Linked DNA regions of Mus musculus: all the other regions are linked to region 3. Evidence: chromatin contacts called from ENCODE Hi-C or POLR2A ChIA-PET data. All regions are on one chromosome and are shown on one strand. Each heading gives the region's core, a stretch centred on a gene start or an enhancer-like site at or near the end of the contact. The rest is flanking DNA. Distances are from core to core; before and after follow the strand shown.

Evidence for each region. A loop is a pair of places that touch in the nucleus more often than their neighbours do. ChIA-PET counts read pairs that join two places held with the same protein, here RNA polymerase II (POLR2A).
Region 1: a map of heart shows a loop between it and region 3 (2.3-fold over the local background). The contact joins the enhancer-like site here to the promoter of A330001L22Rik in region 3. A Hi-C loop is called at or near these places in 1 of 37 maps with a recorded cell type or tissue (heart). POLR2A ChIA-PET finds 5 or more read pairs at or near these places in 1 of 5 experiments (Patski).
Region 2: a map of gastrocnemius shows a loop between it and region 3 (5-fold over the local background). The contact joins the enhancer-like site here to the promoter of A330001L22Rik in region 3. A Hi-C loop is called at or near these places in 1 of 37 maps with a recorded cell type or tissue (gastrocnemius). POLR2A ChIA-PET finds 5 or more read pairs at or near these places in 1 of 5 experiments (Patski).

The regions. Positions count from the first base shown.
Region 1 is chr14:22,963,401-22,966,100 of GRCm38, forward strand. All of the region lies in intron 6 of Lrmda (leucine rich melanocyte differentiation associated), which reads left to right. Among named protein-coding and RNA genes, the nearest start is that of Gm30783, 32 kb to the left of the region's middle. Within about 2 kb of position 1,402, at least 1 of the 3 ENCODE cell types and tissues checked has a DNase peak (open chromatin) inside an H3K27ac peak, as active enhancers do.
Region 2 is chr14:22,649,445-22,652,144 of GRCm38, forward strand. All of the region lies in intron 5 of Lrmda (leucine rich melanocyte differentiation associated), which reads left to right. Among named protein-coding and RNA genes, the nearest start is that of 4930405A10Rik, 110 kb to the left of the region's middle. Within about 2 kb of position 1,292, at least 1 of the 3 ENCODE cell types and tissues checked has a DNase peak (open chromatin) inside an H3K27ac peak, as active enhancers do.
Region 3 is chr14:21,988,046-21,990,745 of GRCm38, forward strand. It overlaps A330001L22Rik (a long non-coding RNA gene), which reads left to right and starts at 1,430. Exons shown (of 2, transcript XR_001781181.2): 1 at 1,430-2,700. Zfp503 (zinc finger protein 503) reads right to left here and starts at 1,556. Exons shown (of 3, transcript NM_145459.3): 1 at 980-1,556; 2 at 1-239.

The DNA of each region.
Region 1 (2,700 bases), core at 152-2,651, 980 kb after region 3:
ATCAAGATAGTATATAAAGTAAGTTTCACATAAACATCAAGGTTATATCTTTTTTGTGTGTAGAGGGCATGCATGAATGTGGTGTGTGCACATGGGCCTGTAGGTATACATGCCTGTCTGTGGTTATACATGTAGGGGCCAGAGGTTGACAATGGGTTTATGCCTCAATACTCTCCATTCCATTTTTTGACACTGGATCTCTCATTGAACCTGGAATTCAAATATTTGGCCAGACTGGCTATTCAATAAACTCAAGGATATGCCTGTCTCTTCTTGATCCCTCCTCCCCCAAGTTGGGTTTTCAGATGCATGATGCTATATTAGACTTTAATATTAGGAATCAAAATTCAGGTCTTTATGCCCAAGGAGTGAGCACTTTCCAAACTGAGGCTATCTTTCCTAGATGATAGCTTGATCAGGCAATAAAAAATCCTGTGATCAGAGGACTCCAGGAACCTGAGCATGTATTCCCCTAGCAGTAATGACTCAGCATTTGCTATAGAATTAACTACCAGACATGGGAAGACTTAATAGTAAACGTTCATATTAGCTATGATGATGATAAATATTAGAGACCTCCTATCTTTGGGAAGCATTATATACAGAGTACATGGCATATTATCTGAGGAAAATGAGTGGGTTCTCTCTCAGCTTGGATCTTCCCTAACAAGCCTGATAGAAATGCATAATTTCCTAGGCCATTAAACTTGGACCAAAGCTTGTTTTTCACAACCCTACGGCTTCCAAAAACTGCTGGCTGTTTAATTAAAAAAAAAAAAAAGTTGGCCTCACTGCTGTGTATACATTTGGCTGTCTGAACTTCTATGAAGGAGAGTCACCCCTCTTCTCTATACAAGGGTGGGTTGTTGGATTTTATATTCCACCTTGACATTACAATAAATCTATGGAGCTGCATTGGCAGCCTGCATTGGATATGTAATACTGTTTCATTTCTAATAATAATTAATCTTTGAAGATCATGCTGTTAATTCTTTTAGCTATGTGTAAACATTTAGATGAATAAAAATGGCTTATTGATAGCTTATTTGGAGACAAGTGTATGGATACTTTAGTCAAATTCTGTTAGTCAATTGATTTGGCCATCTTACTATAATGGACATCTATCAGAACCAACATAATACTTGCGTTTATTGATATTCAGACCCAGGAATGGATAGGTTTGGGGGAAGCTTGATTTGTCTCTCTTAAATGACTGATGTATCAGGACGTAATCATCTGTGTGCACACCTTTAAGAAACAGCCTCAACTCTACACCAGGTGCACATGGCCTGTGATCATCACACTGGAGAATGGCTGTCTAGTCAGGCACACAGCTGCTCCTGGCCTCATTCTGTGACTTCTTTGGCTTGACTCACCTATGAAGCCATTTTCTCCAGCCTTTCTATAAACCTAGCCCGAGACTTTGCAGTCTGCCACTCTTCTGGTGGTGAATTCCAAGTGTCAAGACAAAATAGCAATGAGTCAGTGAGATGTCAAGGCTTCCTCTGGCCCCTACTAAGAGCCTAGCCAGACACATATTTCTTATTCCTTTTGGTAAATAGACTCAGATTTGGTATGATTCAATGAACTAAAAAATATCCCCTGCTCAGTGCTCGTCTTGGCCCGCTAATTGCATGAAGCTTAACAGATCCTCTGCACACAGGACCAAATAAGGGCTGGCTGGAAATCAAAATCTCCTTGCCAAGCACTTTTCATTTTCCAAAGGAATTATAATGTTCCTGGAGATGTTTATTAATGGAAATGGGAACTTTGTAGATGAGGGTAAAGTCCCACAGATAGATAGCACATTAACCAGTGTTTATTATTTTTGACTCCAGTGTTTGAAAGCTCCTCTCCCCCCTTCATCCCCTCTAAAAGGAACTTTCTCCACCACTCAGGACTGTCTATGGAGGTATAGTTCAGGACCTCATGGAGACATCTGAATCGTTACACAGAATGTTAATGAACCCTGGATTTTGCCTTTCTGTTCTGCATTTTGCTGTGCCCCCAAATACAAAAGCTAATTAGTGCATCCAGAGAAGCGTTAAATGGATTTCATGCTGGTTAATAAATGCTTTGCGTGCTTTGGTGCCACTGCAGTGTGTGTGGTGGAGTGAGAGTGGGGATGTGAGAGAAGAGGGCCGCTGTTAGGCAAGCATTTGAGATGCTTGCCTGTAGCTCAGGTGCGTCTTGCTTCACCCGACTTTCCCTCCTTCCCTCCCCTATTGTTCTGCTGGGCTTTGTTCCCACAGGCCTGTTCTTGAAAGATGTAACTCACAGTTGTCTACCCTCTAAGCAGTCAGAAATCATAGGCAATGGATGTTCACTGGACACTCTCTTTGTATTGTAACTCGATTGTGAATTGTCCCTGTAGGCTCAAGAATTTGCACATTTAATTTCCTGACAGTGGCACTGTTTGGGAAGGATGTGGACTCCTTAGGGGCAGGGTTGAGTCTCCATGGCATAAGTGAGTCATGGTGAGTGGGCCTCCAGGCTTTATAGTCTGGTTTCATTTCCTGATTAATTGTCCTCTGTTTCCCAAATGTGGATACAACGTGGCCACCCAGCCTCCTTCTTCTGCCATCATTTCTATCTTGTTTGCTGCTACCATCATTTCTAACTTGTTTGCTGCTATGTCTTCCCCACTATGATGGACTGTCTCTTTCTGGAACCATAAGCCCTTTATCCTTAAGTTGCTCT
Region 2 (2,700 bases), core at 42-2,541, 660 kb after region 3:
TCTGCTTGCCATGGTAACCTTTTCCCAGGTCTGGGGCTGTGAGGATGAGGTACAAAGTTCACAGAGCTTCTCATTGTGAGCTCTTTTAATCGTGCCCCCCCACCCTACCCCATCCCAAAGCCACGGAGGCTGGTTTACAGCAGTATTTAAAGCTAAGATGCCAAATGAAAAGTTCCTCTTTTAGGTTGGTGCTTATACAAAGCTGCTTTGTGGTTTTTCTCGGCCTGTCAGACTTGTCAGGCCTAGTAAGAAAAAGTATATTGTTTCCAGCACTTGGATTCCTTTCTCCCTGACATCTGCCACTCTGTAAAGATGATAAATTCCTGCCTCATTAGCCAAGGGTGTGGGATTACAGGCTGACAACACATTAATCACCAGCCTCGGTGGCAGGCTGACTAGCAATAGGCATTGTTAACAAAACTTTTCTAATATGTCACTCTTCTCTATGACAGCGTGTAATCAATCATTGTGATTGACGGCGCTGATAGATTACACTATTTATACTTTGTGTAATGAAAGATAGTGTTTCCACCTACTGTCATTTCTGGACTAGTGACAGAGGATCGGTGAATGGAAACAAACACAACAACAGGGCAAGCCCTCATTGCCCCCCAAAATATCTACAGAAGTCTCCCACCTTCCCAAGCCTGGAGTCTAGTTCCTATTTCTGGAAATGAACACAGCCTCAGGACAGGACCTTCCTTGGTGGTGATTGTGGGATAAGACGTGATGGTGGGCAGTGCCTGGAAGGATACAGGCACTGTGGATCTTCAGGGAGGGCTGGTTGCAATGGGCATAGTCCCAGATTCTGTTAGGTCAAGTTGATACAGGTAGATTCCCTAGGCGGCTCTCTGTCGGCTTAAGCATGTACCACTGAGCCCGGGCGCTCCTCCTCTCCTGCCAGATGAGAGATGATTTAGATGTTGATAAAATATTTGTTCTCTCATGACTCTGAGGGCAAATATTATCCTTGTTGCCCATAATTGTACAGCACTTCATAAGTCAACAGCACCCGGAGTGAGCAAAAAGCCAACAGTGGGAGGGGGCGGGCAGCTGCTGCTGCAGGCTCTGGCTGGGACCTGTTTCTCCAGCCCTTTGAAGCCCAGAGAGTTACAATCCAGAGGGTACTAGGGACTGGGACAAACCAGCAATGCATTCTGCTCTCTTGTACCAGGTATTTCTGGGGTGTTCTTCCCATCATTTTTATTTTGGTCTAAAACAAATTTGTAAAGGATGCAGGCTATTTTTGACCCACTGGAAGCTCTCCTTTCAGCATAGTGGCAAGTGCGGGTGACGTGGGGCTGCTGGCGCCTTCTGAGTGGGGAGGGCTTTTGCTGCCAGGGAACCATTACTCAGCTGCCTGCGCCTCCGCCCCTTTGAAGAAACCGTTGACAAATATTTTGCTTAACTTTCCTTTGCTGTTGACAAAACAGGGACGTCCTTTTCCTTAGTTCTTTGAGGTGGTTCAAGAGCTCCTCCGTCCTTCCGGGTTTTTTGTTTGACTTCCCAGATCTGATGGTCCCCAAACTTCCCATTTCATGGGAGGTTGAGCTTTGTGTCCCTGAATTGTGAGATGGTTAGAAAGGTGAGAAGTAGAAAGAGATGGGGGGTGGGGGGTTGTGTGTGTGTGTGTGTGTGTGTGTGTGTGTGTGTGTAGCTGCGTGCAGTTGGTAGGCATCAGACCCTTGCAGTCACCCTGACAGTTGGCAAAGCAGGAGGAACCTGAGACCTCCCCCTGGTGAAACTTTTAGAGGAGCTTGCAGTGGGAGGAGGCATGGGGAGCCAGTGAGACTAAACTTTAATCTCTCTGTGAAGTTTGAGTGAGCCTAGATGATTAATGAGAGGGCAGGCCGTCTGATTAAGCCCTTCCGAGTCATGAGACATGATTAGTAGGTGACAGGGACGGTAACAGTATCCAGCCAAACCCTTGTTTCTTTCACGGCTCCGGCTGTTATATGATTAATGTCCCCAAGGGCTATCTTGAGGTCAGGCAGGGGAACCTGTCAGAACAGGTGGAAGTGACAAAATGGGCAGAAAGTCCTTAGGGGGGATGAGAGCGATGAGGGAGAGAGTGGAGGGGGCAGGGTAGCCAGATGGAGCCTGCGACCTTTCTGTGATCCGAGCAGGCACAGGAAGCTTTGTGGGAATGGAAACAGGGAAGAGTCACAAAACTGCAGATGTTTCCAGGTCCTTGGTGCATCAAGGCCTGCCAGTTTGGACTTGAGGAGAGCGCCTCCTGACACGCTAGTCTTTGCACATGGTTTGTGTTTGGAGCTGGACTGGGCTGGAACCACTCTGGGCCCTGCAGGATTAATGTGGGGCACCCACACCTGTGCCTGTGAGTGCTGGAGCAAGTGGCTCGCTCAGGGGATTAACTGGGCAGAGTTGATATTTCAATCCACCGCCGCTTTTTGAGGCCAACATAGCTACAGGGTCTTGAATGCACTCCTTGAGAAAGTTGATATGGAGCTGGAGAAGCCTCTCAGTGGTAAAATATTTGCCGAGCCTGCATGAGTTGAATCCTTAGAGCCACAAAAATACAGGAATAAATCACTAGGAGAAATAAAACAGGTTCTCTGGAAGGTTTGCTTGACTTTACAGAATTACAAGCTTTTATATTTAGAACCGAAAATCTGGAAAACTCACACTGTAAGTGAGGTGCTTAATACCCAGTGCCTGACGGGAGACTAGAAGAGTCTC
Region 3 (2,700 bases), core at 180-2,679:
TTCGCCGCCCCTCGGCTTGTCCCCTCCCTCGATTTCGCTACCCGGACGAGATGGACATTTATTCTACGTTTGTCATCTACCGCCTTCCTTCTTTTTTCTCTTCGTCGTTCTTCGTTTTCCCAGCAGGAAAACAAACTGAAACCTTTGGAGGGAGGGAGTGTTAACAGACTTCGGGAGAAGAAACGCAGGCGGTAATGTGGATACCTGCTGAACAGTCAACTCCAGGGATGAGTGGGAGCCTGTATACAAAAAAAATCTTTTCAGAAATTAAGATTTTGCGTGGCGCGGCCACCCGGGTAAGGAAAGTCGATGCTGCAGAAAGTCTGCCCGCCCGCTTGGATTTCCAGAGGTTCAGCAGCAGAGAAACCAGAAGCTAGAAGGGCAACGGAGGCGGTGGCTGCTCGTCCTCGCGACGTGCGCCGGGCTCTCCGCCCTTCCCGGTCACGTGACACCGAAGGACGCTCAGATTGGGGCTTGAGCGGGGGGTCACATGTTTCCCCTGTTTCACACTTCAGCCCCCCCCCCATTCTTGCTTTCGTCTTGCTACTCTCCCCCCCCCCCGCACCCCCTGTTTCTCTGGGCATCTCCACCCCTCCATCAATTGTCAATGTGCCTCGACCGCAATCAATCAGTTATTTGTCAGCTCTTGTCAATCTGCCCGTGATTTATGTCAGCTTTTGTTGCTGATTACAAGGCGGGTGAGACTTGAAGGGAAAAAGAGAGACCTAGAGTGAGACAGAGGAAGGAAGAGACCGAGAAGAAACTGAAGGAGGGGGAAAGAGCAGCAGCCTCCTGGCACCTGTGTGTGTGTTTGTGTGTGTGGAGGGTGTGTAAGAAAAAGAAAGAGGGGAAAGGGGCGTCCACAGTCAGGAAAATGAAATAGTGAGAGTAAAGTGCGCAGGTGCACCCAGGACTCCTAGTCTGGAGCACCGGCCTGGGATGTGCTCACTCCCTCTTGGGGTTGTGGAGACAGACACACCTTCTACCTTTGGGTGCTTCGGTCAATCCGGGTCGCCCAGTTCGGGTCTGCTGAGTACCTAAGAACGACGCTGGAGGCGACGTCTAACGCGGAGGTTTCCCGCCTCTCTGGCATAATCCCTCCCGGGAATGTAACTTGAGGATGTCCAGTTGTCGACCTCGGTAGTGTTCCCACCCCAGACTCGGGAATTTCTTTCCAAAGAGCCATGCCATCAAATATAGCCCGAGTTCTGGAGGTTACTTGTAGAATAAACCTCCTTAATTCTGTGACCCGTGTTCGTAGCGAGAGTTGAATAGCTCAAGAGAAGAGGCCTGACCATGTGCATAGGCAAACAGGTCTCAGGCTCGCTCTCCTCCTCTCCCGGGTCCTTCGCCACTACCCTCCGCTGGCCATCCCGACAGTCCTGGGAGCCGGGACTTAATCGGGCTGCTGGACGGCATGATGTAGACCATCCAGACAGGACTGACCTATGCGGGGAGAGGAGAGGGAAGGAACGCGAGAGGGAGGGGCGGCTGCCTGTGGAAACCGGTTCTTCCAGGGAAGCGGAGCGGGACTTCGGCGTTCCCCTCGATTTGCGCCGTCGCTCGGGCTGTTTGGAAAGAAGAGGGGAGGCGCTGTGCATGCTGACTTGTACCTGGATCTGGGTGCACAGTGCGTATGCACTCCTGTGCCGCTGGGCGACTTCCATAACGTCCGCTCCGGGGTTACTCCCAGAAACTCGTAGAAAGTAGAAGGGGGTGAGAAGAGGACACACCCCCTTGCTCGGAGGGACTTGGGAGACTTTGAATTTCCCCTCCCCCCACTTTTCCGCAGAGCTCTTCTTTTGTTGTCAAGTCCTTTTGATAAATGGTGGGGCTGGGAGAGCTGGGAGCCAGGAGCCGATCTGCGCCCTGCGCAGGGGCGGGGGCCCAGCCTGGAGACCGGGTTCGGACCACCGCGCACCCTGAGCTGAACCGGGCACGCTCAGGGGACTTTTCCTTCTGTTTGCCAGCCTATTTCTTTCCTACCATCCCAGTCCCCCTTCCCTTCTGTTTCTGTCCACGCGGATAACGAGAACTTTCTGGGGTGGGGGTGAGTTATATAATTTTCTCGTAAGTATTCTTTCACAGAGTTTTGATTTTATTCCTTGATTCCTTAGGTTGGCAAAGTTAATGGGATGGTAACTCGATTAATGGTAATTTGGAAAGAAGAGCGGCTGGGGCTGGTGTGTGTGTGTGTGTGTGTGTGTGTGTGTGTGTGTGTGTTAAGAACATTGGCTGTTTGTGATCCTCCTGCGACAATTGAGAAAGGTAAATTTGTGAGACTATGGCAAGATCACAGGCACCTTTGTGAAGGTGCCTGAATGATCTCTGGAGTAAGAAGTCCAGCTTACGTTTTGGCAGAATGGCAACCCCAAACTCTGCCGGGTAAGGTCTCTGAAGCTGCTTGCAGCCTGCGGGGTGTTAGTGCCTGCCGGTGTCTCCCACTGTATGGCTCTAAAGGTGTCACCCTCTGGTCAGCTCCTGTGGTCCTAGCATAGGAAGCTAGGCCTTGGGCCACCTGCCATATTGGCCTCTTTCATAGGCCTGGAGAGTGAGAGTTGACGCTGTGGACAGAACTGAGGAGAGCAGGAGCAAGCGCGGGCCTAGGGTGTCCTCTTCGCTCCGGGGGTTCAGTTTCTAGGCTCAGTTTGTCTCTTTTCCTCCAATTCCAGTAGTTTTCTCATTGCGCTGGGCAGTTCA